Regions from separate parts of the Mus musculus genome. Here region 1 is linked to region 2. A link is a loop called in an ENCODE intact Hi-C map of the cell type or tissue named here. Cell type or tissue: left cerebral cortex. All regions are shown on one strand. Each heading gives the region's core, and the rest is flanking DNA. Links, peaks and the distances in the headings are about the cores only.

What was found. A loop is a pair of places that touch in the nucleus more often than their neighbours do. Peaks named below come from ENCODE experiments on the same cell type or tissue, not always from the same donor. Only the 100,000 strongest peaks of a DNase experiment are listed, where the experiment ranks them.
Region 1: it touches region 2 in a loop (2.6-fold over the local background); 4 of 42 quality-filtered maps call a loop at or near these places.

The regions. Positions count from the first base shown.
Region 1 is chr14:103,542,530-103,558,332 of GRCm38, forward strand. It overlaps Scel (sciellin), which reads left to right. Exons shown (of 31, transcript NM_022886.2): 8 at 1,295-1,360. Among named protein-coding and RNA genes, the nearest start is that of Scel, 37 kb to the left of the region's middle. In left cerebral cortex, for the core only: a CTCF peak has its summit at 8,124 (motif pointing right); DNase peaks (open chromatin) are centred at 5,859, 8,135, 8,401, 9,669 and 4 more places; H3K4me3 peaks cover 354 bases; H3K27ac peaks cover 1,190 bases.
Region 2 is chr14:103,622,690-103,638,492 of GRCm38, forward strand. No RefSeq gene overlaps it. Among named protein-coding and RNA genes, the nearest start is that of Slain1, 20 kb to the right of the region's middle. In left cerebral cortex, for the core only: a CTCF peak has its summit at 8,054 (motif pointing right); DNase peaks (open chromatin) are centred at 3,726, 4,383, 7,549 and 8,040.

The DNA of each region.
Region 1 (15,803 bases), core at 4,294-12,293, 79 kb before region 2:
TTTGTTTTCATTATATACATATGGTTTTATGTCACCCATAAAACTAGAAATAAATCTATGTGACACAGTATAAACTCCTAAGTACTTACCCAAGGGATTCTAAGTCAGCATGACCCAGAGAAATGGGAGGGCAGGAGGTTAATAGAGAAAGGGTAACAAGGGGGAAATATTCTCAATGGACAGTAGATACCTGTGTGAAAATACTTAACGTTAGTTTCTTAAAACCAAATACACCAGTGTTCACTGCAGCACATGCTCACAAGAGCTGAGCTAGGGAAACCATTCTAGGTAGCTAACAGTGGAGGTGAAGAAAATGAGGCATAGAACATGACAAGATTCTTCTCTTCTCTTCTCTTCTCTTCTCTTCTCTTCTCTTCTCTTCTCTTCTCTTCTCTTCTCTTCTCTTCTCTTCTCTTCTCCTCTCCTCTCCTCTCCTCTCCTCTCCTCTCCTCTCCTCTCCTCTCCTCTCCTCTCTTTCTTTTCTTTTCTTTTCTTTTCTTTTCTTTTCTTTTCACAATAAAGCTATGGCTAGATTGAAGTTATGTCAATGGGAGATGCTTGCATTAAGCAATTCAAGCCAGTTTACTTCAGGAATGTTGGCTAGAATATTCCTGGCTTCCTAGGTCCCCATCCCTTCCCCAGCCCACGTCTCCCTCTCCCTCTCCCTCTCCCTCTCCCTCTCCCTCTCCCTCTCCCTCTCCCTCTCCCTCTCCCTCTCCCTCTCCCTCTCCCTCTCCCTCTCCCTCTCCCTTTCTCCCTTGGTCACATCGAGAGCTATATGCAGTTATATCCCCACACTATAAGGTCATCTTTCTAGCAGATGTTGAAACTGAGGTTAGCTTTGCTGTGGCATTCCTATCTGCTTTAACATCCTGTCAGAGTGTTCTAGCATATGGTCTAAGAATCAGATTTTTTAACTAGAGAATAAAGTTGTTACTTCATTATTAACTACATCACGAAGATAGACAAAGAGGAAGGACAATGTGGTGACATACATGAACCTGCAGTCCAGACTTAACAGCTGGCATTCTTTCAATTTTTGAGTTTTTAAGGAAATGTCCACACTTTTGGTGTCAAAGGAAGTGAAAGAGCAGTTCATCTGGGGAAGAATTGCCTGAAGTATAGGGTCCTTCCTTCCTACTCCGTTTATGAAGTATTGTTTATTCTATTTCCAAGGCTTTCTGTAAAAATTATCTTGCTGCCTTTTAGCTATCAATGTCTTCCCACCCCAAGACATGGGGGTGGGATCAGCCATTCAAACACAGTGGTCATGATTGATGCCCTTTCTTAACAGACAGTCCTGGTTCCCACCACCCCCTCCTGGTCACAATGCCTCTCCAAGCACAGCAGCCAGCAGAAGGTAAGGGGAGGTGTCAGAGGTAATTGCTATGTCACGGATGGAAGAGTGTATTAGTCACTGACAGCATATAATTGTGGATGGTTTTGAATAAATTGATGACAGTTTTGTGAACCCTGGAGAAGACAGTGCTCAGTGGGAGTGGGGTCAGACTTACCCCACGCCCTTGGTGAGAAACCTGACAAGCTGTGAGAAGTGAGCAGGTGCCCATTTTAGTATGCAATGATTTCTGTGAAAAAGTGCTACAGATGCAGGGGAATCAACAGTGGGAGACTTATCACCTCACTGAGACAGATGTGATCAGGACCAGTTCTTCCGAGGGCCATGAGTGATGTCTGCGCTCCTAAGAAGCTGCTGGCTTCCTGGCAATCATAGGCATCCCCTTGTCCGCACAGTCTGACTTTCCGTGTCAACTGCCACCTTCACCTGACATCCTTTCTGTGCAAATAGCTGAGTATACATTTCTTTTGCTTTAAAGAACACCAGATCTGTTGGATCAGGGCTCCATCTTATTCCAGTATGACCTCATGTTAACGTAGAATATCTGAAAAGACCCTGCTTCCCCCAAATGCCACATTCTCAAGGAGAATGAGTCAAAACTTCCACATGGGAATCTCAGGGCACACAACTCAGCCCCTAACAGTGAATAGGAGAGAACTGAGTCAAATTTCAGGCTGGGGCGTCACTGTGGGTCCATCTGCTTCAAGTCCAAATGACAAGTGGGGATATGTGTGACAAATTCCTTGGAAGCACAGAGTGAAAAATAAGTGATAAGTGAGTGTTTTCTCTTTACTTGGTCTTTTGAGAAGAAACATAACTTAAGTCATAGACCTCATTCTACAGTCGCCATGCAGGGCACACCAGCAATTCAATAAATAGCTAATAGATCAATCATTGGGTCAAAGGTCACTCTGGATTATTGGGCTGTCTTGGTGAATAAAACACAGAGCCTCTGTCTTGGATTTTAGAGAAGTGTCTTCTATAGGTGTTGAACTCCTATGGTGTATGTCGCCACTAACACAGGAGGGAAGTGTGGCCTCTGACTGATTTTTATTTTAGGTTTGCATTCTGATATCCAAAATTTTTCCATGTGAGAAGTCGAAATATCTTCACCAAAATAATTCCATATTTCAATGGGATTTTGTCCTGCTTGTAACTGTCAAACTGTATGTGTGTGTAATATAATATTGGCATATTTTCTAAATGTCCATCTGCCACACACACACACACACACACACACACACACACACACACTTCCAGTGTCTCTTTTATTTCCAAAATGATGGAAATTTGTAGAAATAAATGTCCTTTAATGTCACCCTTGAATATGTCCTTTAATATCATTGGATCTGTAAATATATAAACCAGTTAGTTGGTCAAAGAAATTAAGTTCCTTATTCACATCTTTGTAAATATTTACATATAGATTTGACATGCCAATAAAGTCATAAGATACATTAAATAACCATAATATGGAATAACATCTACTTTCTCTTAAAATGTTTTCTTCTTGAGCATATATATCTGCAGGTGACTTCCTGCTACATGAACGGCCAAGAATGACTGTATTTCTAGTGTGAAGCCTCCCCTTTCTCAGGATATCACGAGATAATTCCTCTACAGCTATTCACATTTCTCTTTGTCGGTTAAAGTACTCCCCCACCCCCACCTCTGAGTGTCATGAGAGCTATTCCTTTTTCTCTGATAGGCAAGAAATGGTATTTTTGCTAGAAGTATTTACTAGATATTTCCAAAATCACTTTTATTTTTTGATCTGTTCTTCCTGCTTCTGGTATTAATATAAATGATCATCACAATGGACAAGTGATTATATGACTTCGTAAAAATGTGCAAGGATTGGTCCTGAGTCAAAATCTCATATATTCAAGGCCTGTTGAGCTTGTGGGTATGAGTTTGCTCGGAGCCGGCAGCCCTGGCTATCAGCCACAACAATTCAGCAGTTGGCTGGATGTGTTTAAACAAGGAAGATGAAACGAATTACAATGCTCTCTTAAAAAAAAAAAAAAGTCTGGCTCAGATCCATAGCACTAGAACTAAGGAAATGGGACTGTGGGTTTCATTGATCAGTGGAACTCTCAGCTAGTGTTTAGGAGCACGGGTATTTACATAATGCCCAGACATACTAAGGCTTCTCACTGAGGAGAGATGATACAGCCACGCCGGGCATAAGGCCTTGACTCTAAAGGCACAAGCGCTTTGGAGTTGAATACGGTGTCTTCTTGTTTAATATCTTCAATGCCAGTGCCTTGCCAGGGTTGATAAGTAGACTTTGTAATAAGTGCCAAGAAAAATTAAAAAGGAACAATTATAAATGACGAAAGGGAGTGAGCGCTACTAAAACAGATCTCTGTCCCCATAGGAACGAAAGTGAATGAAAGTAGGTCAGCGACAGATAAAACTGGGGGACCGTGCTTTTAACACCAGTTACGAGCATAACGCTGATGTGGCTTCTCTGGATCTTTCACGATACACTGGGATCCTCACCGTTTCTCCTCCCTGCCCCCTTCCCTCAAAGCACAGTCCTGCTGCCTCACTGGGCTTTCAGCCCATTGCACAGGTGCGCTCTCACGGCGCAGTCACCCCTGAACTGTTTTATCTTCCACCTCCTCTCTGTGTTGTATACTTACACATCCTCCAGACATCCAACATCCCAAGAGACATCATCTCTCCCAATGGTTTTCTCTAGACCTCTGCAGCCTCTAACGCTGTGGATCGTACCCTTAACTTGCTGTGCTAGCCAGGAATTCAAAGCGAGCTGTGTTTGGGTTGAAAACTTGTGCTGGCTGGCATAACCTGGACCAGAGGATTTGTTTTCCTAAAGAAGGTCAGGATTTCATAGTTTTATTATCTGTGTAATATCTTTGTTTACACGTGGATGCTTTTGCCTATGGCTGTCAGTTTATCTAGATGTACATACTAGCTTTTATATCTACAACGGTATCTCTATCTACATATTTAAGTAAACAAGGCCAGCAAGATCTGCTATACTTTAAACAATCACCTACCAGTCTGAAAGGACATTTAAAATAGCTTTTTTTTTTTTTAAAAAAAAATCACATTTAGCCCAGGTATCATGGTACCTGCTTTTAATCCCAGCACTTTGGAGGCAGAGGCAGGTGCATCTCTGAGTCTAGCCTGGTCTATATAGAGAGTTCCAGGCTAACCACGACCAGACAGGACCCTGTCTCAAACAAAACAAGCCATGTAACACATCACATAGCTAAGTAAAAAATGCACACATTCCAAATAAAAGCAAAGCAAAGCCAAAACCATAAACAAACAATAACAACAACAATAAACCAACCCAAGACTCTTCACATGTTCTGAGGTTTTCACGGTCATACAACTTAAACATTCGCCATAACTAAGTTTGGACTCTTCCTGAGCTATATGTGAAGCCCTGAAAACCAATAATGAACAACATTATAAACAATAAAACAAAATTGTTTTTACAGAAGAAAATGTGAATGGCACAAAGACCAGTTTCACGTTTCGAGATACCACTCAGACAGGCTTTAAGTAATTTGCAAGGCTCACGAATAGAATTTGGTAAAAGATTTGACTATGTATGGCTTTACTCTTGTCATGAAAAGAAATCAAATGCTCTCAAACTTGAATTGTGAGAAATTAATTGTTTGAGTCATGTCTTTGTTGCTCATAACTGCTTTAGTTTCAATAATTTCTTAACTAAAAGTTCAGACTAAATAGCATAAAACTTCTTAAGGGGATGATAATTTTCTGTTCCATATCCATTAGTCTTGAAAGGAAGGGTTCAGGCATGAATGATTAAACAAAATAGAGGGCAAAGTTGAAAAATAGGAAGGCTTGGAAGGCTTTTCTTTTTTTTCTTTGTTTTTGTTTTTGTTTTTGTTTTTGGTTTTGGTTTTGGTTTTGGTTTTTTGAGACAGGGTTTCTCTGTATAGCCCTGGCTGTCCTGCAACTCACTTTGTAGACCAGGCTGGCCTCGAAGTCAGAAATCTGCCTGTCTCTGCCTCCCAAGTACTGGGATTAAAGGCGTGCACCACCACCGCTGGCCAGGAAGGCTTTTCATTTGGGATAAATATTAAAGAGACAAATTGAATTCGTGACAATAGGGCACAGCATGTAAGCGTTGCTTAAGCAAACCCATTTCCCCCTTCTAACTGATTTCTGAGGTTGCTCTTGGTCAGGTCAGCGCTCTGCTCACTGGATAGTAAATGCTGTTTTGAAACATAAGTAACTGGCCTAATGTTTTGAATTATCAAGATATGTCAGCAGGTTTATATTCTCTGAAGTTTTATCTGATGCCATCAGCACAAATATTTTCCTTTCATTTTTTTTTATCAAGACTGAATAAAAAAAGGTAGCTTTATTAGCTATTCTTTATTGCGTTCACCTGTCTGTTCTGCCCCGGGATCAAGCCTTACTGTTTTCTCTTTATTCAAATCTTTCATCTTAAAAATATCATCTTTGACAGTTTCTGGGCAGATCGTCCAAATCCGTTCAGTTGGCACTCTTTCTCTTCATCCTGCCAATGGTTTCCATCTGCATTTGACTGGTTTGCATTATCTTCAGCTCTTGGGAACAGCTCTCCCTAAGGTCACTGATGGCTTTGGTGATAACGCCCTGATGGCCCAGCAGGTCCTTCAGACTAGCACTTTCACAATGAACAGCTACAACTACTGCTTCAAGACTGTGCTAACCACTCCCCGACACATGTTTCTAGACTTTTCTTTTCTTTTTTTCTTCCTTTTTTTTTTTTTAGTTTTCTTTTATTGGATATTTTATTTATTTACACTTCAAATGTTATCGCCTTTCCTGGTTTCCCCTTCGGAACCCCCCCTGCTTCTATGAGAGTGTTCCCCACCCACCAATCCACCCACTCCAGGCTCCCTACCCTGGCATTCCTGTACACTGGGGCATTGAGCCTTCACAGCACCAAGGGCCTCTCCTCCCATTGATGCCTGACAAGGCCATCATCTGCTGCATATGTGGCTAGAGCCATGAGTCCCTCCATGTGTACTGTTTGGTTGGTGGTTTAGTCCTTCGGAGCTCTGGGGGATCTGGTTGGTTATATTGTTGTTCTTCCTATGGGTTGCAAACCCCTTCAGCTCCTTCAGTCCTTTCTCTAACTCCTCCACTGTGCTCAGTCCAATGGTTGGCTGCGAACATCTGCCTCTGTATTTGTCAGGCTCTAGCAGAGCCTCTCAGGATTTTATTTTAAATAATTCTCTTTTAGTTGCCTTTCTTCTTCATGACTCAATCATTATGTATCAGTGTACCTAAAGCCCAAAGCCATCTCCTCTCTCTTCACAGTGCTCTGTGCTCCTGCCTTCAGCAGGGGTGCAAGGCCAGGATGCCAAAGATCACTTGCTCCTCCAGAACTCTCTGGTTTTCACTGGATAGTCACCTGCTTGCTTGACACTTTTGCTTAAATGTCTCAGAACAATTAGAAACACAGCTCATGATATTTGTGATTTACTGAGTCCTCCCCTTTCACCTTAGTTAACACCATCACCATTCCCAGCCATTTGACACCCTAGTACACCTTCTAGTTTCTTTCTGTTGCTGTGATAACATAACCTTGACAAAAATCAACTGAGGGGAGAAGGAGTTTTATTTCATCTTACAATTCCAGGTTACAGTCCACCATCACGGAGAAGTCAAGGCAGAAACTTCCAACAACTAGTCATACCTTGTCTATGGTGAAGGCCAGGGACTTGCTTGTGCTTGTCTTGACTTCTCCACCTTTATATAGCTCGGGATTCCTTATCTAGGGGATGGTGCCACCCACAGTGGGCTGGGACTTCCTCCATAAATTAACTTAGTTAAGACAGTTTCCAGAAGATATGCCTACTGGCCAATTCAATGGAGAAAATCCCTCCTTGAGATTTTCTTCTCAGGGGATTCTAGCTTGTGTTGACAGCTTCAGTTTACCAGGATAGAACTTGGAGGGTCCCCACAGTTTCCTACTTAACTACGAGTACCTGGTCCATAAGTGGACCTGGCCCCCAGCCTTCTAAATTCATTTTGAATCCAGTCGCCTCCTAATATTTATATCATCCTGAATCATTTTTTTTTCTTTCTGGATTATCAGTAGGAGATCTCTTTATAGTCTCTCACTCTTACATCCGCCCTTTACTCCTCTATGTAAGTGACAAGGTTATATCTATAGAAATACTAGTAATCAGACCAGCTCACCTCCCCAAGTAACAATTACAATGGTTTTACATTACCCTAGAAAAATGAGCCAGGCTTTTGGCAGGACGACTCGGAGTTGCTTGCCCTTCATCCATCATGGATCCCCCTTGTTTGGTTCAGTAACTTAATCTGTTGCTTATTCTACTCTCTACAGGTCAGGTGTTTGTCACTGACTGGAATTTCTTACAGGACATCCCCACGGATGCTCCGCTCAGCAGCCTCATACTCCTTGTTTCTACACCTCATTTTTCATCCTTTCAGAAAATTCCCACACTATTTATGCCAGACAGTTTAGTTCTGCCATGTCCTAGGCCTGGAAATCCCGGAAGCGCCCATTCTTGTAACCAACGGGAGCATTCATTGACCCACACTCTGGGCATCCAGTCTTAAAGGAGGGTTCCGTGCTACCTTTTACAACAAAACTATTCTTTCGAGTCATAGCCATACCAACAGTTACTGCCACCCTCACTGACAAGTTCTATCACTGACCTCTGTGTCTTCCTTCTCTTACCCCATCATTAGGGTAGTGTTTGAGATTAGCGTGGGCCAGGGAAAAGTCGCCACTAGGTGGCAGTAGCACACTAATCTTAGTTTGGTGCTTTGCAGGGTTCGCCTGTTCAGAGCAGTGAGAGTCTCCAAAGGCCACACTAATTGCACGTGAGCCACACTCACAGGGGAAAAGGGAAGGGGACTCCTGGGAGGCGAAGGGTCTTAAAGGGAGCTTATGTGTCCGGGAGATGGCTTTTGGGAGTGTGGTGGGAAATTCCTGTCCCAGAACTCCAAGGGGCCACTGCAGCTCAGAGTTCTTTATGATAGCTAAATGTGGCAACCTCAGGCATAAATAACCAGTGTACCGGCAATACAAGGAGTCACACACAGAACGTCCATATCCTGTGGGAGATCTGTTACGCGCGGGAAGCTTGTAATGTGGACTTGGGGGACAGATCTTGGAAGAAGAGAAGTATTTTGTATTTGTATTTGAATATGATGTAATCACGCAGTGTCAAATGATTGCTCAGGGCATGCGCAGTAGGACCAAAGACGCTGCTACTATGTTTAGCATTGAGCAGGTTGGTTCTGGGATACTTGAAGGACATGTTTGTGGAGGCGATGCTCAAACAATAATAAATGCTTGGATGTGGGTTGGGATCAGGGAGGAGCGGGGTAAGAGGCTGAGGGATCCTGACTTAGGGATGGACATCAAATGTGACATATTTAGAATGAAGTTACTGTGGAGACGATCAGATAAGAAGGGATGGGTATGGAATGCTGCCCAAAGGGTTTTTTTTTTTTTCTGAATTCTGTATTCAGAAAAATTAATAATCCTTACTGGGCAACTAACAGTGCCTTACCTTTAAACAGCTGCTATAGCCTATTCATTAAATACGTGGAGTCATCTTGTAATCCTTTGCAGCATCGAGCAAATGTATCCATAGTTATTTATTAATAGACATGTCCATCCTTGATTCTGATCCCTACTGTGTGTAAAACAATTCATTTCCTCAGCTTGTTACCGCCATGTGACTTTGTAGTTAACTGAGCCTTGTTCTATGTGCTTAGAGTTTGAGGACTGACTAGATATCTCCCTCCCACCCTACTTTCCTTCTGTCTGTCTCATTCCAGCACAGCTGTTGATCTCTGTCTATGTGTATGAAAGCACTTGGGTAGACTCCAGAGATACACTGGTGTCAGGTCCAATCTCTACTTCAGGAGACTCAAAAGCCATCTATCACTAATCATATCTTTATAGTTTTGTTTATTTTTTAAGTTTCTCCACCCCGTTTTACTGTCATATAATTCCTTTGCAAGGGTGTTAGCATTTGCCAGACTGGAGCCAATGAGAGAACAGGTGACAGGTGCCCTACAGGAAACATAGACTACCCATGTGTCACTGATGGAGAGGGGTCACAGAGCTACCTTCTGAGCCAACCAATACATCTTAAGGAATTCAAGTGCTTCGATGTATCTTGAGGACTTTGAGATCTAGTGGTTAGATCTCATCTAAGATTCATGCATGAACCTTGCTAGCCAGGGACTGTTGCTCAATCCAAACACGGGAGGAGGATGCAGGAGGCCCACATGTTCAAGGCCAGCCTGAGCCACACAAGTGAAGCCGTGTTAGAAAGCAAAGCAAGCAATTTGTTAAGCCATATTACAGGGCTTGCTTAAGAGACAGTATAAATATTCATAAATGCTAGCCAGAGAGAAGAACAACGAAGCTACTGTCTCTATTTCCAGTACTAATAAAACCAGTATGTTTTCTTCTGGAATCATTTTCAAACACAAGGAAGAAAATAAACGTGGGATAGAAATGAGACCATGGACACATACCTGTCGAAAGGAGAAAAGAACTACTTCCTGTGCACCCCCATATCACCTCACCCTTATTCTGTTACAACCTCTTCTTTTATGGGTTTTGACTTCCAGTTAGCGGATTGGTAGAATTAGGGGAGAAAAAAAAACCCTGATTGAGAAGCAAGTTGCCATAGCAACCTTGCACTGTAGTTATATTTTTCTGTCTGCAACTATAAATGGTAAAATGTAACCTTTCTAATTATGCTGCAGCATTGTTAACCCTGTCAGTGCCAAACCCTTTACAAAGTGCTTCACACTCACACAAAGCAACGGATTTCATTTTCATCTCAACAAAAAAAATCTATACACTAACAAGAATCTCTTATAAATATTAATGTTGCCTGCACTTAGTAACATGCCAGAGTATAGATAACTTAAAAAAAAATCATGCCTGTGTCTCCAGACTCCATATTTTAAACAGCCCAGATAGTTAACACATTAACCTTGGTCAAGGTTTGTCCTTTCATTGAAATGGCTTTTGACTAGAATGAGAAAGCTAGCTTAGCAGAACAAATAAAGGCCTTGACCTTGAACAAGGACTTGTTTTCTCTTCAGTTGTTTAGGGACAACTCGGACCCCCTCAGGGACTCCCCACATCAGGTTTAAGCAACTCATGCAGACAAGTAAAACCAATACTTTGCCCAGTGCGGATTTCTGTGCCCCATCCCTCCCTTGGGTCCCTGTTGTTCCTCTGTCTGCCAAAGACCAATGAGGTTGCTGAAACGGAGGTGTTTCAGGTCCAAAGTAGAGTTAAGGAAAAAGTCAGGATACCTAGGGCTTGTCACTTAACAAAACATCATCCTGGCTCAACCATAAAAGCCAGGCAGGTTGGACAAGAAAGAAACAGGTTTGCTATTTAGCAGTATTGTCTCAATTTATCAGAGATTGCTACATAGTTCTCTCAAAATACAAACAAACGCTCTGGCACAATACAGGTGGCTGTCTTTGGGCATTCAAATTGTAGCAAGTTACTTAACTCAGATTTCTTTCCTCCTGATACAGCAGGAGCGGAGCACAGTCGGACCAGGGGGCTTTGCCTTGTGTAGTAAGCATGGGAAGGGGACTTAGGAACAAAGCTCCAGGCGGGGAGCCCTGGGTGGATGCCCTGTGGCTGATGGGGGTGTCAATCAAGTGTCTTCTGAGGACATTTGGGAGGAGCAGGAGCTTGTAAAGACTGTCATTTTTCCTAAGTCTGTCTTTGTACTTGGGGAATGGGGCAGTGCACTTTCTTGTCTTCTCATCTCTCAGCTGTTTAAAAAAAAAAATCACCCAACAGATTCGCGGATGAGTAGTCATTTGAATGTATAGAGTTCATGAGCCATCCTTCCATGCTCTTTCCATTGTATTGCCGAGTGGTGTGCTATCAGAGAGACCACCACAGTTGAGTTATGTACTCACTGAAGGGGGAAAAAAAACACATCAGGGCTTCGAACAGTCCTTGTGGTTTGTGTGAACATCAGTAAAGGATTCTCTTATGCAAATGCCAACGAGTGCTAGGTCACATGATAAGCACACGCTTAACTTTGTAAAGACCTCATGGTTTGGGTCAAAACGTCTGTTGCTTTTGCATGCACACAGGCAAAGGTTAAGAGCCTGGCTTGCTACATTTCCTCAATGGTGTTTAGTATTTTCAGTTTAAAAGCCCTTCTTTTAACTATGCTAATTCGCGCTTTATCTCAGTACTGCTTAGGTGCCTGCTTTCCTAGGGACCAGCTGTGCAGTGTGGCCTTTTGTATCTTTCTTTGTCATATGTACATCTTTTCTTGTGAAGCACACATTTCAATATTTTGCCTTTTGTTGGTGTTGTGTTTGCTTATTTCTGAGTTTTATAAAATATATGTCTTTTATCAGAAATATAAATTTATAACTTTTTGAGTGTGCTGCTGACAGTTTCAATCTTTTAACCATGTATTTGTTAGAACAAAAGTTTTTAAAAACATGTTGAAATCTGATTATTTTTCAGTTTTCATTTAATGATTTATGCCTTTGGTATCGTGTCTAACCCAGGGTCACAAAGTGTTTCTTCTAAATATCTTTTAGTTTCATGATTTACATATAGATTTACGATCTCTTCTGAGTGGATCCCTTTGGGTGGATCCCTTCAAGTAGATCCATTTGAATAGACACCATTTTAGTGCTGATGTATTTTCCACTTCACCTGATAATTCCTGGATTATTATTAATAATAATAATAATTATTATTATTATCTCTTTGCAAAAACTACCTAAGGACTAAAAACTAGTCTGACTGAACAAATACTTCAGAAGTTGTGTCTCTTTGGGTCTATTGACCATCTGTATTAGTTTCTGTTTTTTCTGTTTCTAAAGCCAAAACAAATCTGAAGTTGTGTTCTTATAAATGATTAAGCCAACTAAGACATTAGGCTAATTCTTTTCTTCCTAATTCAGTCTTGTGGGAACTCAAGAAGGGCCCAGACATTGTGATTTGTTGACCTTTTTACTCTAGACCCCAGTACCAGCAGGGTCCAGACCACTCAGGGCCATAACCCGAACTAGTCTTTTTGACAGAGCAGCCTTTGGGAATCAAACCACATCTATTCAAAAGAACCGACTGTTGTAAACTTATGTTCTTGATCAAATCTCAAGTTAAATTTTATTAGGTACAACAGCATCCACATATGTTTGAAAAAGCCCAGTACTCAAATGTTAAGTTACTTGGTCTATACAAATAAATAAATAAATAAATAAATAAATAAATAAATGCCAGAATCTCCAGGGATGGAGAATTCTCTGCGGTCTCTGTCTTCCTGAGTGAGCATCTAGACCAGCCATTCTCTTAGGTAAAGAAACAGAGATTCAAGAAGAACTAGCATGATTTCCAGGCTCATACAACGTAGGCCAGAAGCTGGTCTGGAGCTGAGACCCTGAGATTCTGACTCATTGTTAAGCACCTAGGAAAGTGACCCCTAGCCACTAGAAAGTCACATCATGACAGTCATTTTCATTTGAACATGGCCTTGTGCCTTGTACGCTCTTTGCCATACTTTTTTTAGCCCCATACACTGGTATCTATCCTAACACTAAAACACGGGTGGCTGTGGGAACAAGTTCTTGTTGAGCTGATTGGGTCTGCTTCTCTGGCTTTGAACTTGAAAGCTTCCTGAGTTAGCCTGGGGGGGCGGGGAGGGTTGGACTCTGAGGATGAACCACCAGGACTGATTTAGCAGCCTTTGAAAAATAAATTTGCATTTAAAACACTTGATTAGCTGTAGTATGGTGAAGAGAAAAGAAGCAAGTGACGGACATCAAAAGGTCTGTACCAAAGACCTTGGCTGAGACGCTCACCAGTGTAGGGAAATGTACACAGCTTCCTAACCCTCAGTGGGAAAAAACGCACCCACGTGGTACGCTTATGGAACTAATAAAATGATGCGTGTGAGAGCCTGCTGATACACACTTGTTCCTAAAGTATTTGTAATTTTATTTTTCTTAGACATTAGAGATTTTGATATTTGAGGATTTCGACATTTGGGATTGCAGTTTGCCACCCACCCTTAAGATCCCTAAATTGATAAGGTGACTGTATTAATGACCTTCCTATCTCTGTGATAAAAAACCATGACCTAGGCAACTTGTAGAAGCAGGAGGATATTTAAGCGTATGGCTTCAGAGGAGTGAGAGTCCATCCCTCGGTGCAGGGTAACACAGCAGCGGTCAGCAGCCATGGTGGCAGGAACAGCTGAGAGCTCACTTCTTGGTTCCTACAAGCTCCTTTGATATTGCTGGAATGGAAATGCTATTTGTGCGAGACAAGGAAGACACACGGTGAACTGTGAGAGCAAAGCTCACGGATGTGTGCGTCGGCGGTCCTTGATGGAACCCAGGGCCGTGCTGCAGTTAGAGAAATGACCTCCAACTCAAACTGGAATTCAGGTCTGGGGAGACAAGCTCGTTGCCCCAGAACAACCCTCGGACCAGAAGGGATCTGAAAAACGGGCAACATAAACAGCCCCTTCTACAAGGGGATCCCCTCACCTCAATCTGGTCTTTGTATCATAGTTTGAAACATACAGTTTTCATACATTTTTCTTGAAAACTGCCTGTGTATTCCTTGAAGCGACTCTTTACAGTTACATCCACGGACAGTTACCACTGTGGTGGCATAGATCTTGGGAAAGCTTGTGTGAGGTGCCTGGAAGGGCAGAGGAGAGGCAGGGGACTATCTAAGCTCAAACATCAGGACTCCGAAGTAGAATTCAATTAAGATCGCTCTATAAATGTCCTTTGTTTCCTTCCCTTCACAGCACTCCAGGCCGCAGCTTCCTGCCTAGCTTTCATTTTTAATCCCCCTGCTTGGAACACATAAGGTTCCTGGCACACTGTGAATGTCTTTTCCCATCCTCCCCTCACCCGGGCTTGGGTTCTGTCATCTGTGGCTGTCAACACAAAGATGCAAATGGAAGCTCCTCTGAGGTGAAGTCAAGCCCTCAGGGCATTGCCCTGCAGCTGACCCAGCAGGGTGCAAAGCTCCCACCCAGTGAACTACACGTGCTCCAGGGCTCTTGGCTTTCAGGACCCATATACCTCCAATCTTGGCTTTTATGACTCCGGCCATCTCAGATCTATTTTTTTTTTTTTTTCTATGCCAGCATCTACCTCCCAGACTCAACAAGTATTTACTCTTTGAAGCATCAGCCATTCTAAGATAGAAGAAATCTCATATTCCGCTGGGGTGGGTCTGGTATAAGCAAAGCTTGACATAGACCTGTGTCTCCGTTTTATAACCGTCCGTCCATGTGGTTAGTGCTGCCCTGCCCGTATGCTGCGTATCCAGTGCCCTATGCAGTCCTACTCTTACCCGGGAATGATCTTTATCTTCTGTCTACTTCTGGAAGGGGAGGATTTGATCATCAAATCCTCGCAGATACACTACCAGTTATCAGTTGACGTATGTACCCAACACATGTTTGTTTGTTTGTTTGTTTGGTTGTTTTTTTTTTCTTTCAAGTCAGGGTTTCTCTGTGTAGCCCTGGCATCCTGAAACTCACTCTGTAGACCAGGCTGGCCTCGAACTCAGAAATCCGCCTGCCTCTGCCTCCCAAGTGCTGGTATTAAAGGCGTGCACCACCACTGCTTTTTTGAGAAAAGATGGTGGTGTCGATCAAATGGAATAATCCCAGCATGTATTATTTTCACTGACAAAGAGTCAGTCTTTTCTGTATAATGGGGAGAAAAAATAACACCTGGCTCTGGGATTATAATAAGCACTGACTGAGTTAATTAGTCAACAAGAAGCACTTAGAAGAGTTCTTGACATATAGAAATCTCTTAAACTAGCATGCTGTTACCGGGGTCTGCTCACCCTCCTGCTCCTTTAGGGAACGCCTTCATATGCTCGCCTGTCTTGCTCTCAACGTGCTTTCCTCACTTTGAATCAATGGCTTTGATTTTCTTTTTCTTTTTCTTCCTTCGATAATAGAAATAAACAAAAGACAACTTTCTCTGCCCCAAATCAACTGAGGTGACTCAGCAGTTCTGGTCTCCTCTGTTCCTTTTGATGCAGTGAGTCTGTGCTTCTACCAGAGACCAAACACACACAGAGGCAGACACACACACACACACACACACACACACACACACACACGTGCACACATGCACACACACACACACACGCACACACACACACACACACAGAGGCACACACACAAACATGCAGTCATGTACCCTTGTTCCTTCCAAAAATATCAATTTCAATTCATTTTCCTTCTTTCCCATTATCTCCTAAATCTTCTCCTATAGTGTATACAGCTCCACGCCCAAACACTCACTGTCCTGTCAGGACTGTTTCTGTCAGAGTTACCAGTGTCCTGACCACTATGGCAAAGCCATGCTAACCTCAAAGTCCTTGTCCTCCTTGGTTTGTCCGTCA
Region 2 (15,803 bases), core at 3,135-11,134:
GGTAGCTTTTGTTAGGTTCCCTCTCTTGTCAAGTACTTCTTATTTCTCTCTTTCCCTACAAAACTCACTTTTTAAAATTTTATATTTTTTTTTATTTTTATATTTTATCACATTTCTATTCCTGCATAAGAGTGCATGTTCGCACACATGTGCACATGTGCATATGCCATGGTACAGATGTGGAGGTTGGAAGACAACTTGAAGGACTTTGTCTTCTTATGCCACATAGGTACTTAAGATTGCATAGATTGGTGTTATATACTCTGTGTACGGTATCATCTGTGCACACACCCCATGCATTTGAGTATGTCTCTATTTTGTGGCACTTTAAGATGCTTCAGGCTCATGGAAACAGGTTACCACATCCCAAGAGACAACAACAGTTCTTACCTCTTTACTGTTTGCTTACTGATTCTTTAGATTTCTAGCCTATAACACACATTTCCTCACTCTCTACTGTATAACCAGCTAGCCAAGACATTCATGATTTTATTTGAAATGATCTGACTTCGGGCATCAGTTTTTATATAAATTATGGCTTTACTAAGTGTCTATAACAAAGAACACCTAAGTTAACTACCTCAAACAGAGAGGTCTTTTTCCTCATTGATTCTCATGGTAAAACAAAAGTTGATTTTGTACACAAAACTGTTCAGAGCCGTATTGTTGCTCCGTCGGGTTCTCGTGCTCTGTGATCAAAGTTGGCTCAGCAGCTTCACACTGGCCTATGACTGAGAAAGAGAATGAAAACGTTATCGCCTTGTTCACAGCAAGCTGCCACTCAGTGTTGACCATGCCTAACTACAAGGGAGGCTGTGGAACATGTTTCTGGTGCATTCTCCTGCTACTGTCCTACTGCTGAGAGGAAACACCATGACCAAGGTAGCATTCAAAAGAAAACATTTAACTGGGGGTTTGCTAACTGTTTCAGAGGATTAGTCTATGAATATTATGGCGAGGAACACAGCAGCAAGCAGGTAGGCCTGGCACTGGAGCAGTATCCAAGAGCTCACATCCAGTCTGTAAGTTGTAAGCAGACACAAACACACACCGGGAGGGGCAGAACAGAGAGAGAGAGAGAGAGAGAGAAAGAGAGAGAGGGAGGGAGAGAGAGAGAGAGGGAGAGAGAGAGACAGACAGACAGACAGACAGACATGGACAGAGTGGGAAACAAAAAGAGAAAGAGAGGGAGGAGACAAAGGAAGGCACCGAATGAGAGACACCACACGGAGGAAGACAGAAAGAAAGACAAAGAAAGAGGGGGGAGACATAGGGAGATAGATGGGGGGGGTACTGGTATGTGCCTTTGAAACATCAAATCTACCCCAGGTGACACACTTCCTCAAACAAGGCCACACCTTCCTAAACACCTTCCACACAGAGACATTCAAATAGATTAGTCTAAGGGGGCATATTCATTCAAAATACCACAAATGTGTTGAGTCAGTACTAAAAGAAAGTGGGGATGTGATTGTGTCAGCCATAGATCCCCATAAGACAGGCTCATAGGATTATTCTGTGATAACTTACCAGCGGCTGCTAGTTCATAGTCTAACTGGACATGGTCCTTATAGACAAAACACTGTGGCTTGAGTTCCCAAATCCCTTAGAATATTTTTTCTTGTTTTAGTTGTAAAGAATGTTTGACATGTTAATGATTTTGTCCTGATGCCATCCTTTTTTTTTTTTTTTTTTTTTTTTTGCCAGATGTAAAGATGAAGAGAGATGAGGAATCTCCAACCATGACAAAAAAACCATGAAAGGGCCCATTTATCATTGGTAAAGCTAAGACTGGCACTCAACTTGTTAACATCTCCTTTGCTAAATATGCTGTTTTTAAATGATTATACTAACCTAAAAATTACCTCACCAGAACAGAGCAGGGTGACAGATTAAACCTTTCATGCCATTTTAAAACTTTGGATACTTTGGTGTTTTATTAACTTTTAGATGTGTAGAAATGCACTGTTGACCCCCACTTGACATGTGGTGATCATTCATCCAGATGATATTTTTTGTCATATATTTGCAAAAATAAGTTGTAGTATATCTTGCCTTTGTGTAGATTTCTTCTTTCTGAGTTTTTTTTCCAGTGTTGAGTTAGTTAAATTTAAAGCCATTTCAAATCTACTTCCCGTGAAATGCTTTATAGTGCCAAGCCCTGGAACTGAAGTTAATATGGATAATATACACTCCAGGTCCCCAAACCACTGTTTATGATTACTGTTAGACCTACATTGTTAGATGTGCTCTGTAAAAATGACTGCAGTTTGTTACTTTTAATATTTCCTGTGGAAGTATTCTTTATCGGTCTGCAATTGTGTGAAGCCCAGGCTGGCTTTGATCTTGTGATTCTCTTGCCTCGGGCCTCAGCTGTCTTATAGACCTTAGCCATTCCATTCAACTGTTTTAAGTATAGATCCCCTTTTCGCTTGTAACTTTCACCCTTAAATTGCCTGTAAAAGATAGCCCACAGTGCATTTCTGCGAAGTCTGTGGGTCTTTAACACCATCTTCACTTTTAATACATCCACACTGGTTGGGAGCGCTAAAATCCACCATTTACTTCTGACGGAACTGCAACTCGGAGAGATCCCCCAAACTGTAGGAGAAAATGTAGCCTACCTGACACACTGCCCTTCTAACTAAGGAACATGGCACAGCACGCTTCAGAAGTCAGCACACTGCATTCTGCAGTAGCACAAGTAGCCTGCTGCTGGCCTGTGGAAGAGTCTGCACTCTCTGTGCCTCCTTCAGCTTGCTTCTTCCTCATAGAGACCTTGGTGGCCTGAAGGCTCACTGCTCAATCTGAGGTAATGTGCTAACCAATCACAGTTGATGGGCTGCCTCCATATAAGTGGTTGCTCATGTAAAATAGAGCAGACACTGTTCCTTAAAACCATTGCCACAGTAGTTCATCTCTGTGCTCTTTACTGACCCAGGGCACAGCTGTCTTGTAGGAGGACATCCAGGTAACAATGACACTTAACCCCTGTTAATTATGATTACTTATTAAAGAAATTCAGAAAACCTGTGGAAACTATGATATTCATAATTATGGTGAGAGGGTGCAATGGGCAGAAGCCAAGGGAATAGGAGCTCAGGATGGTGCTGAGAGATGGTCATGTTGATTTCAGTCATTCTCCTCAGGGCTGCTGCATTCTGTACCGATTCTCCCCAGCAGTGATTTGTGAGCACGCGTACTGAGGAAGGGCGTTCAGAAGAGCTCCTCGTAACTTTGGTATCTAGGATTTTCACTTAGTCATGGCAGCAGGCTGGCCTCTGGCATGCCTGACTTTAGTTTCCAACCCATCTGAATGTAGAGAGATTTGGAGTTGTCAAAAATCCCCCCTTAAATCACTTGGCTATTGTATCGTATCTAGTGTGACTTGAGATTCCAGGGAAACCTAGACATATTCAGAAGGTGGATAATTCAAAGTTACCACCCTGGAGCCTATGTAAAAACACTCAAGCCTCTCTCTGAGCGAGGTTAATCTTTTTCTACACAGCCTTGATGCCCACAAGGAAGCTTTGTAAATCCATATGTGCTCTCAGTCCCATAGCTGTATTACACTAAGACGGGGGCTCAGCTTTTGACACATAACTAAACCGGATTCCATCTTTGTCTAGTGCCTCTCAGCGGTTTGTCAAGGGGACTCAAATATATACTGCAGTTCACTTCTATTTGCTTTCTCTTTCCTCTCCTCTTTTTTTGTCCCCAGCACAAACTACTCCCACACGCAACTTAAAGCTTGAGCTTTCCTAATGTAATTCCCTTCTCTTCTCCTTCTAACCATAGTACTCAGCGCACACACTTAAGATGGACTTTAGCAGAGCATTGCCCTTGTCCCTTAGGAGGTGAGAGGTGGAAATTGAGGGGGCATATTTTCTCTAACAGAAATAACAGAGAAAAATCAAAAGCTAGTTCTGTATTCATATTTTGGCACAATAATAACTTCACTCACTGGACAGGAGAGGTCTTTATTCAAGTGTGGTTTAGGATCTAGTATCTTACCCTTTCAGAGACACCATTTATCTGGGAAGTTTGCAGTCATTGAGTTGAGGAAATATTTCTCAAGAATCACCATAGGCCCAGATGACTAATGGGCTTAACTCCATGCTTTGACATGGCAAGATGAGGACAAATAAACATGAAAACATCCAATGTCAAAGATGTCTTCTTCCTGTTTCCCTCCCCAACAACTCCTCCTCCTCCTCCTCCCCCTCTTCCAACTCTTCTTCCAGCCTCCCTTCTCCTCCCACTCCCCCTGCTGCTCTTCCTCCGGCTCCACTACTGCTTCTTCTTCCTGTCCTGGGATTGAAAACTCAGCACCGAATGATTCATCCACAGGACAGAAGGAAAATGCCTGAAGCTTCTACCGCACTTGGACAAAGAAAAGCGTAGACACGTGTGTTTATATTTAACTCTTCCAAGAGATGAGGGTGTCCATGGAGGTGCAGGCAATAATGATGGCACTCATAAAGGAGAGACAGGAGAATCATAAATTCCAGTCTGCTTAACCAGACTCTATCTCAAAAATTAAACAAAGCCACACTGTCAATGACTTGGGTCAACACTTGTGTGTGGAGGGGGAGTCCATGGTGAAATGTCAATATTTAGTAAAGAGAACTGACGTAGAGACAAGGATCCCTCTTCATTCATGTCTTCCGGCTGTTCTTCAAGTCATTAACTTGTTCAGACACACTCCTGGGGAAATCATAACCAACTCTGGAAACGCTTCAGAGCTTATTCTTCAGGAAAAAAGGGACCAAAGAAACCACTTCCTTTTTATTCTATCCCCTTGCTTCAGCCTTAGGCTTTTCTATTTTATTTCAATATCAGAAGACTAATGGAGTGATAGTTAGTGATACCTTTACAATATTACAATTACTATGTTTAGATTTTTTAATATAAGGCATCTAAATATATCATTAGCTATAATTTCCCAGTCTCCTTAAATATCCACATAGTGTTCACAGTTCCCAAAATATCCTATAAGCCTCTTTGAATTACTTGTTTGAATTATGAGTATAATCTCTAGACACTGACTTTTCTTAGTATGGTCTTGACTCTTTTGATACACAGAAGTAAGGTTTGGATCTAGAATGTGTCCAAAGGCACATGTGTACATAGTTTGGTGTCCCAGTTTGGGCTTTTGGAACTTAGTGAAACTTTGAGAGGTGGGGTTAATGGGAGTCTTCTGGTCACTGCAAGGTGTGCCCATGAAGGGAACAGTGGGATTGTAGCCCCTTCCTTGACCTCTTTTTCTCTTCCTAGTAATGATATGAGGGGTTTTCCTCTGCCATGTGTTCCCACCTCGAGGGGAAACACAGAGACAAAGACAGAGGGACACACTGCGCACGGACTGGACCTTCTAAACTGTCAACTAAAGCCAAATCCGCTATTGTCTTCTAGACTGGTTGTCTCAGGTGAGCGTTGTAATGATGGGAAGCTGACGCGCACAGGTTCTTCCCTCAGTTCTCCTCTATCTCTCTTAGCAATTTTGTTGTTAGAGAAGACCAACATCTGGATCTCTCCCACCCAACATTTCACAGTTTTTCTTTGGAGAAGCTTGCACAGGACACTCTACAAGAGCCTTTCTCTCTCTCCAGTGTGTGGGAGCATGGAATCGGATTCAGGTTGTCAGAATTGGTGACAAGCCCTTTTACACACCGAGCTGTCTTGCTGGCTTCTGTATTTTTGATTTATACACATTTTCCACCTCTGCGATAGTGGTGGTGGCAACAGTGGTGGTGAAATGTATGAAAGCCAGCTCTCTGTCTCTGTGTCTGTCTCTCTGTGTGTCCCTGTCTGTCTGTCTGTCTCTTTCCCCATGCACACATCTGTACAAGTGCATATGTGTGGTCAGAGAACAATGTTTGGTATGAGAACTCAGCAAGTAGCCTAAGCTGGCAGGACAGACATCTCTAGGGACCCACCTGTCTGTTTCCCATCCCTGGGATTACAAGTGAATTTCACCATGTTTCTCCCTCCCCCTCCCCCTCTCCTCCCCCTCTCCCTCCCCCCATTGTAGGCTCTAGGGATTGAACTCAGGACCCCATGCTTTCAAAGCATTTACTGTCAGCTATATTCCCAAACCCACAATCTTCTTAGTGACATTAAGTTCTTCCATCAGAGACACATAATGTCATTCCTCACATTTTATAAAGTTAAGAACTCATTAGAAATTTCAAAAGGTGGTGTTCCCCTCATTTCATTGATTAACCAGTAGATTCCAATGAAAAGACCTTTATATCATCATCGATATGGCCACTATAATTTTGAATAGAAAGTATAGAGGGAATATGTTATACCTTATTAGTTTTCTGAATCATAAGTCAAATCTAATATGCCTCCCCCTAGAGGATCTACATGTCAGAGGGTCATTTTACCTAAGAGGTGTAAACAGTTTTGATGTACTTTAGCTGAGGGTTGTTAATATTTTGGTTTATACTGAATTTTTTTTTTATCTTTGAGTGGTTTGAGCTCATAGAATTATCTCCCTAGTGGTTTTTTACACAACCCAACTATTTTTTGGTACGAATTTCCAGGGTTATCTAGTGCATTTCCTAGACCTTTTTTGGTGTAAATGGTATTTAAAGACCTCAAGAAGCCTACAGAGTTACCCACTGCTACCTAATTGGTTTACATCCCTAGCCTGTTTCAGCGGTAGTGCTAAATATAGGCTTTCTTTGATAAAAAGGAGGAACAAATTTGTCCTGATATTGGAACTTGCTTTATTGTGGAACCCAAGTTAAAGCATCTCAGTGGCTATCTGTCTCCTGTGCTAGTCGAGTCAGCTCTCAATGATGCAAGCACGCTTTCCCTGTGGCTTACTCTGCCACGTGTGGAGTCCACAACTTTAACCAAACCAACACCAACATCCACAGTGTGTTCTCTTCAGCAGCTCTAGGGAAGTGATGGACGCTGAAATAAAGCTGTGGCCTGTCTGTCTGTCTGTCTTCTGTCTGTCTTTCCTTGGTTCTGATTTGTTGGTTTTTTTTTTTTTTTTGTTCATTGTTGTTGTTGTTCTGTCTTATTTGTTTTCGACACAGAATCTCATGCATCCCAGGCTAGCTTCAAACTCACCATGTAGCTAAGAGTCAGCCTTGAAGTCCTAAACCTCCAGCCTCCACCTCATGGCTGATGATTCTTTCTTAAGCAAAGACAAATCACATAGTTTATACATCTTTCCTTTGTGTTATTTAAGTTCTGCATAAATCTGTTGGAATGCTGTTTTATGTTAGAAGTCCAACTGGGGGGGGGGGGCTTTTCTTTTCCGCATTAGCACCTTTTAATTCAAATGACTTACAAGGATGTCTATAGCTGGTTCTTATCTCTGCTGTACACTAGCTGTTATTTGATACCATATTTGCAGAGAAACACTCTCTCAATGGGACAAGACTCACAATGTGTTGGTGTCCCTCCAGGAGAAACTCGACACAGTTGGGGGGTCAAGCCGTACATGATTACACCATGTCTATGCCTGGTACCCCCCCCCCAACAGTTACCATAGCCACTTTGAAGTACTGAAGTAACAGATGGCAAATTTAAAAGAACAGCTTTTAAAAATTTAAACCAAGTCCAAATGTAAACCTCCCTCATCGTCTCCGTTCCTTTCTGTGCCAAAAGGAGAGAAAACATCACAAGTATGATTCCGAGATGCTTATTTTAAAAATATCATTTATCCTAAGTTTTAAAATTCGCTACAAGTTATATTAAACAGTTTTTAAAAAACACCAACCCTCATTTAAAAAAAAAAAAATTAAAGCCAAAACCCTCTGTTCCTCGCTGATGACCACGATATAGAGGCAAGAGTCACAAACCTAGGACTGTAGGAGGCAAGAGCAAAAACACAAGCCATAGCCCCTGCCCACTTTAACCTACCACATGGATATATCATAGCATATCATAGCCATCAACACAGGTGGGATTTGTTTTTAGGAGAAAAACATGGCATGTCCTTTGTTTTTATTTAAAGGGAAGAATCCTAAAGCCTTAAGGGCGCTCTCTCCCCTGGGTAGGAGCGGGCATGCTGGCGAAGCAGCCTCCACTGGGTGGCGCACTGGAGGCTCGTTTTCAGTCACAGGTGTTGACTGTGGTGGAGGATTATGGTACGCTCTTCTTTTAAAGTAAATGATAAAAGAACACAGACTTATCAACATGACATTCAAAGTTTATGCTGCGAAGCACTCACAGACCCTATGTCCAAGCACAACCGTAGAACAAAGAAATAAAATCACTAAGATGACATTTATGGGTCAGGAACGTGTGGTGGGATTCTTGTGCGGGAGGTCCCAGGGTAACTTGCTTTGAAAAGAAGCAGCAGAGGCAGTAAGAATACCAGTTTTAGGGCCTGAAAAAAGTAGGAAGGTCTCTGATCCTCTCTCTTCTCTCTCTGTCCCTCCCTCCCTCCCTCCCTCCCTCCCTCCCTCCCTCCCTCTTTCTCTCTCTCCCTCCCTCCCTCCCTCCTTCCCTCCCTCCCTCCCTCCCTCCCTTCCTCCTTCCCTCTCTTTCTCCCTCTTTCCCTCCCCCTCTGTCTCTCTCTGGTACTTCTTCCTCAGGAAGAAAAGCAGGAAAAAAGGGAAGAGCATTGACACATGCTGTCGACAGTTATGTCCCAGGAGACTGAGTGCCAGAGAAGAAAGACATCAGGACATCATCACTGTGACCAGGCTCACCCAATAAGCCAGCAATTCTTAAATATTTCTGATATCATAGTGGAGTAAGATCTATCATTCTATCACCCTGACTAATATAGATTGTGGTACCAGAAGTGGGGTTCAGACCCACATAGACATATGTCCATTGGAACAGTATTCTGTACTAACAAAGTTATTGTATTGGAAAATAAATATTAGATAAAATTTAAATGCTATTTTAGAATACTTAATAATAGTCTAGAGATATCAAACACACACGCACACATATATATGATATGAATGTATCTACACATAGTATGAGCATCATTCCAGAGAAATAGGAAGTTATGATAGCTGTTGTAATTCAATAGACTAGAAAAATTTAGCTATAATTAACGTAGTATGAATAGGAGAAGGGTCAATACTAATGAATTTACTCAAAATTAATCCAACAGATATAAAGAAAAAACTTCCAAAAGATCAGTTAAGAGATAGGAAAATGGATATATGGATAAGTGAGTGAATGCCTGTATACTCCACAAATAAACTTTAAATATTAAATATTTAAGTGTAAATTACATAAAACAAAACACATATACTATTGTAATAAAATATTTAGATTTTAGTAATTGTTAAGATAGTTTAAGTAGCATGTGTAGCATTTAATTTCAAACAAATATATATAAGTTGCATATATATGTGTAAACACTAAAAGCTTAGATAAATGATATATGATTATAAACTGTTTATGTGTACAGTACAATGTACTTAATATAGTATATATATATATAATATCTAAGTAGATATGTGTTATTGATCATGTGCTAGACCATTTAATAAATCCTATCAAATTCCACTAAATCAGATTTACATAGACTATGGTTACTTATTACAATACAAATTAAATAATTATTAATATTGACTAATAAAAATATACAGCTATATATATATATATGTATATATAAATGAGAATTATATTCTGAAATTGCCGAAGTAATTTCATGAGTCAAGACACAGTTATAATGCATTTAAAGCCAACAATGATAAAAACAGAAAATTCCAAAATGTATGGGGAGCAACCAAATTATTTAAGGCAAAATTTAGATGTAAGTTTACTCAGTAACAAGTGACATTTATGTATAAGACATTTACATATATGACATTTGTCATAGGCAAGATTCTACTTCAAATATTTCCAACCCTCTGATCACACAGTATGGCAGTACACAGTCCCTGTTCCCTTGGCATTGTGTGCAGTTGTGATGGTATGGCTTGTTTTAATCAATAGACTTCATATAGAATGAGTTTTGGAGCAAGCACACAGTTGGCCAGGTCCTCTCTCCTTACACTAGCAATTTTCAGTCTTAGTGGAGCTGATCTCCCTTGGCCAGCATCCCTGATCAAGGATAACAGCCCGCTCTGTCCTGGATCTCTGTCAACCTCTGACTTCTCTCCTGTCGCTCCTCTTGTGCTATAGCATCCACAGACTTAATGTGTGCTAGAAAGATGGCTCAATAATCAAGAGTGCTGGCTGCTCTTACAGAAGACCCGGGTTTGATTCCCAGCACCCACATGGTGGCTCACAACTATCTGAAACTCCAGTTCCAGGGGATTAATGTTCTCTTCTGGCTTCATGGGCAAGTGGCAGGTAATAAATAAACAAATCTTAAGATTAAAACAAAGTAAAACGCAAAACCTTATACCACCATCTCATTACCCAGTTAGGCTGCACAGCCATTACCTACATTTCTGCTGAATAATTTTCCACCTTTTTTTTTTTTTTTTTGTTACTTCACTTGCTGTCTCCTGGGGTGAGGGTGGGGGAAGTCTTTGGATGAGCTAAGTTTTTCTTGCTTGCTTTTCTCTCTCTTAAGACAGGGTCTCTCTGTAAATCTCTGGTTTGCCACTGACTCTCTGTATCTACCAGGATGGCCTTGAACTCCCAAAGATCTCCCTGTTTATGTATGCCTTCCAAGTTCTGGGATTAAAAGAATTCACACCACTCTTGGCCTGAAGCGATGCGTGTATAAGTATATGTATGTCTATATACATCATACATACAGTGGTCAGGAATGTCAGAAGTGGGCATTAGATTCCTGAAACTAGAGTTACAGGTGATTGTGAGCCAGCAGATCCCCTGGAAGAACACCCAGTACTCTTAAATGCTGATCTATATCTCCAGCTCCATTAATAAAAAACTTAAAAGTATTATACCAGCTAGTTTTCTGTCAACTTGACACAAGCTAAAGTCATTAGAAAGGAGGGAGCCTTGATCAAGAAAATGTCTCATAAGATCTGGCTATAGGACATTTTCTTAATTAGTGATCAGTTGGGGAGAGCATAGCCCATTTTGGATGGGGCCAACCCTGGGCTGGTGGTCCTGGGTTCTATAAGAAAGCAGGGTGAGCAAGTTATGGGAAGCAAGCCAATAAGGAACACCTTTCCATGGCCGCTGCAACAGCATCTGCCTCCAGGTTCCTGCCCTACTTGAGTTTCTGTCCTGGCTTCCTTCAGTGGTGGACTACAGTCTGGAAGTGTAAGCCAAATAAACCTTTTCCTCCCCAACTTGCTCTCTGGTCATGGTATTCTGTCGTAGCAATAGAAATCCCAGTTAAGACAGGAAGGTTTCTCCTCCTCTTCTTCTTCTTCTTCTTCTTCTTCTTCTTCTTCTTCTTCTTCTTCTTCTTCTTCTTCTTCTTCTTCTTCTTCTTCCTCTTCCTCTTCCTCTTCCTCTTCCTCTTCCTCTTCCTCTTCCTCTTCCTCTTCCTCTTCCTCCTCCTCCTCCTCCTCCTCCTCCTCCTCCTCCTCCTCCTCCTCCTCCTCCTCCTCCTCCTCTTCTTCTTCTTCTTCTTCTTCTTCTTCTTCTTCTTCTTCTTCTTCTTCTTCTTCTTCTTCTTCTTCTTCTCTTTCTGCCTCTGTATTGTTTTCTAGTAGCATCTGGGAACTTTCAGATATTTTTTTCCATGTGCTAGTAAAAACTGCTTCTAATTATCATCAAATTACATTCTGAGTCTAAAGATAGACAGTTAATGCTGGTTGTAAAGCTGTAAAAGTCTCCTATTATGAATTCTCTCCTGTCCCATCTGATTGGCTATTCACTATTTACCAGAGATTGGCTATTCACTTTTTATCATCTGATTTGTTAAAGGCAACCATATTTTTTGCAAAGCATTCAATAGTAATCAATACATATTATTCTGTCTGATAACAAGTTATTTCTGAAGATAAAAACCAAGACCATACAGATATACATTGCTTCATAATAGGGGTTTATCTTGAAAAAAATGTGTTTGAGATTATTTCATCATTAAGAGAGCTATGATGTAGTGATCAGCTATGTGTGTTAGTTCTTGCTGTGATAAAACACTATGATCACAGAAGCATATAGAAGGAAAGGTTTTTTGGATAGAGTTTCAGAGGGAAAGAGTCTGTCACAGTGGAGAAGCATGACAAAAAGCACCAGACTTGATGGTTGGGGCAAAAGATTAAGGCTCACATCCGGAATCACAAGCAACATACAAAGAGGCTTTGGAATCTCAGAACTCATTCACAGTGACATGCTTCCTCCAGCAAGGCCACACCTTCTAAACCTATCCAAACAGCACCACCAACTGGGGACCAAGCACACAAACCTCTGAGCCTATAAGGGGCATTCTTATTCAAACTATGATCATAATGACGCAAACTTTCTATAACAAGATTCTCATCAGCTTCCCTGTGGAGACCAAAGCGGCTCCTAGATTATAGCTTCAATGAAGATTATCTCCTTATAGTCTTATTATTACTGTTTTCTTAAAAAATAATTATGTGCACAGAGTGTGTACACTCCTTTGAACAAACACAGTGCAATGTTTGGAAACTGAGTCGTGGTGTCCAGTGATTTGACAGGCCTAGGGCTGTCTTGTCTCTCTGCTGTTCTCCAATGAAACTTACTGGGTTCCAAGAGTGATGCCCTGGCAGCTGTGGAAAGCCGCCCCCACATTCGCCGTCACAAGATGGCGCTGACAGCTGTGTTCTAAGTGGTAAACAAATAATCTGCGCATGTGCCAAGGGTATTTCTCCACCCCATGTACTCTGCCTTCCCCGTGGCAACAACTCGGCCATGGGCTGCAGCCAATCAGGGAGTGATACGTCCTAGGCGAAGGATAACTCTCCTAAATAGGGACGGGGTTTCGCTTTCGTTTTTGGGTTTGAGTTTTGCACTCTTGCTCCTGAAGATGTAAGCAATAAAGTTTTGCCGCAGAAGATTCTGGTTTGTTGTGTCTTTCCTGGCCGGTCGTGAGAACGCGTGTAAGAGTTGGTGCCGGAAACCCGGGAAGAAAAACTCGGGACGGGAGTTAACCATCACCGGCGCAAGGAAGATTCCTCATTCCGGAACCAGAACTGCGGGTCACGGTAATGAAGGTTCCCGTAAAACAGACTGTTGAGAAGGATTCAACTGCGTGAATTCAGAACTCTTCAGCTGGGGAACAGGGTACCCGTAAGTATAGCTTTACAAGGTAAGTCTGGCCTTGAACTTTCTAACGAAATTCAAGACAGTCTATCAGAAGTAAAGTGGGAAATAGCTTTACAAGGTATGTTTGGCCTTGAACTTTCTCTAGTGTTAGAAGCCCTTTTGTTCCTTTTCACATGTTATCAAGTGGTTAAGGCAGGGCGGATTCTGGATGAAATTCGAGACAATCTATCAGAAGTAAAGTGGGGAGAGAGAGTAGGAGCAAAGAGGAAATATGGTACACAGAATAAGTATACAGGCCTTTCCATGGGTCTTGAACCCGAGGAAAAGTTAAGGTCAGGTAAGAATACCTGGGGAGAGATTAGAAGGAAGGAAAAGAAAAAAGAAAAGAAAAAAGATCAATTAGAGAAGCCAGCTCTTAGTAGCTCTGAATCAGATGACGAATTCTCCTCTGAAGAAACAGACTGGGAGGAAGAAGCAGCTCGTTATGAGAGAGAAAAGTGCCAGCCAGATAAAATGCGAGCTAATTGGTCAAGAAAAAAGCCAAAAGCGGCTGGCGAAGGCCAGTTTACTGCTTGGCCTCCGGGCAGTCGGCTTCAAGGTGCACTTCCGCCCTATGCGGAGACCCCGCCCTGCGTAGTGCGTCAGCCCTGCGCAGAGAGACAATGCGCAGAGAGGCAATGCGCAGACTCATTCATTCCCAGAGAGGAACAAAGGAAAATACAACAGGCATTTCCGGTCTTTGAAGGAGCCGAGGGTGGGCGTGTCCACGCTCCGGTAGAATATGTGCAGATTAAAGAGCTTGCCGAGTCGGTCTGTAAATATGGAACCAATGCTAATTTTACCTTGGTGCAGTTAGACAGGCTTGCCGGCATGGCACTAACTCCTGCCGACTGGCAAACGATTGTAAAAGCCGCTCTCCCTAGTATGGGCAAATATATGGAATGGAGAGCTCTTTGGCATGAGGCTGCACAAGCGCAGGCCCGAGCAAACGCAGCTGCTTTGACTCCAGAGCAGAGAGATTGGACTTTTGACTTGTTAACGGGTCAGGGAGCTTATTCTGCTGATCAGACAAACTACCATTGGGGAGCTTATGCCCAAATTTCCTCCACGGCTATTAGGGCCTGGAAGGCGCTCTCCCGAGCAGGTGAAGCCACTGGACAACTAACAAAGATCGTCCAGGGACCTCAGGAGTCATTCTCAGATTTTGTGGCCAGAATGACAGAGGCAGCAGAGCGTATTTTTGGAGATTCAGAGCAAGCCGCACCTCTGGTAGAACAGCTCATTTATGAGCAAGCCACAAAGGAGTGCCGAGCGGCCATAGCCCCAAGAAAGAACAAAGGCTTACAAGACTGGCTCAGGGTTTGTCGAGAGCTTGGGGGACCTCTCACCAATGCAGGTTTAGCGGCTGCCATCCTTCAATCCCAAAACCGCTCCATGGGCAGAAATGATCAGAGGACATGTTTTAACTGCGGAAAGCCTGGGCATCTTAAGAAAGATTGCAGAGCTCCAGATAAACAGGGGGGGACTCTCACTCTTTGCTCTAAGTGTGGCAAGGGTTATCATAGAGCCGACCAGTGTCGCTCTGTGAGGGATATAAATGGCAGACTCCTTCCCCCGCCTGATAGTCAATCAGCTGATGTGCCAAAAAACGGGTCATCGGACCCTCGGTCCCAGGGCCCTCAAAGATATGGGAACCGGTTTGTCAGGACCCAGGAAGCAGTCAGAGAGGCGACCCAGGAAGACCCACAAGGGTGGACCTGCGTGCCGCCTCCGACTTCCTATTAATGCCTCAAATGAGTATTCAGCCGGTGCCAGTGGAGCCTATACCATCCTTGCCCCCGGGAACCATGGGCCTTATTCTCGGCCGGGGTTCACTCACCTTGCAGGGCTTAGTAGTCCACCCTGGAGTTATGGATTGTCAACATTCCCCTGAAATACAGGTCCTGTGCTCAAGCCCTAAGTGCGTTTTTTCTATTAGTAAAGGAGATAGGATAGCTCAGCTGCTGCTCCTCCCTGATAATACCAGGGAGAAATTTGCAGGACCTGAGAGAAAGAAAATGGGCTCCTCAGGAAATGATTCTGCCTATTTGGTTGTATCTTTGAATGATAGACCTAAGCTCCGCCTTAAGATCAACGGAAAAGAGTTTGAAGGCATCCTTGATACCGGAGCAGATAAAAGTATAATTTCTACACATTGGTGGCCCAAAGCATGGCCCACCACAGAGTCATCTCATTCATTACAGGGCCTAGGTTATCAATCATGTCCCACTATAAGCTCCATTGCCTTGACGTGGGAATCCTCTGAAGGGCAGCAAGGGAAATTCATACCTTATGTGCTCCCACTCCCGGTTAACCTCTGGGGAAGGGATGTTATGCAGCATTTGGGCCTTATTTTGTCCAATGAAAACGCCCCATCGAGAGGGTATTCAGCTAAAGCAAAAAATATCATGGCAAAGATGGGTTATAAAGAAGGAAAAGGGTTAGGACATCAAGAACAGGGAAGGATAGAGCCCATCTCACCTAATGGAAACCAAGACAGACAGGGTCTGGGTTTTCCCTAGAGGCCATTGGGGCAGCACGACCCATACCATGCAAAACAGGGGATCCAGTGTGGGTTCCTCAATGGCCCCTATCCTCTGAAAAACTGGAAGCTGTGATTCAACTGGTAGAGGAACAATTAAAACTAGGCCATATTGAACCATCTA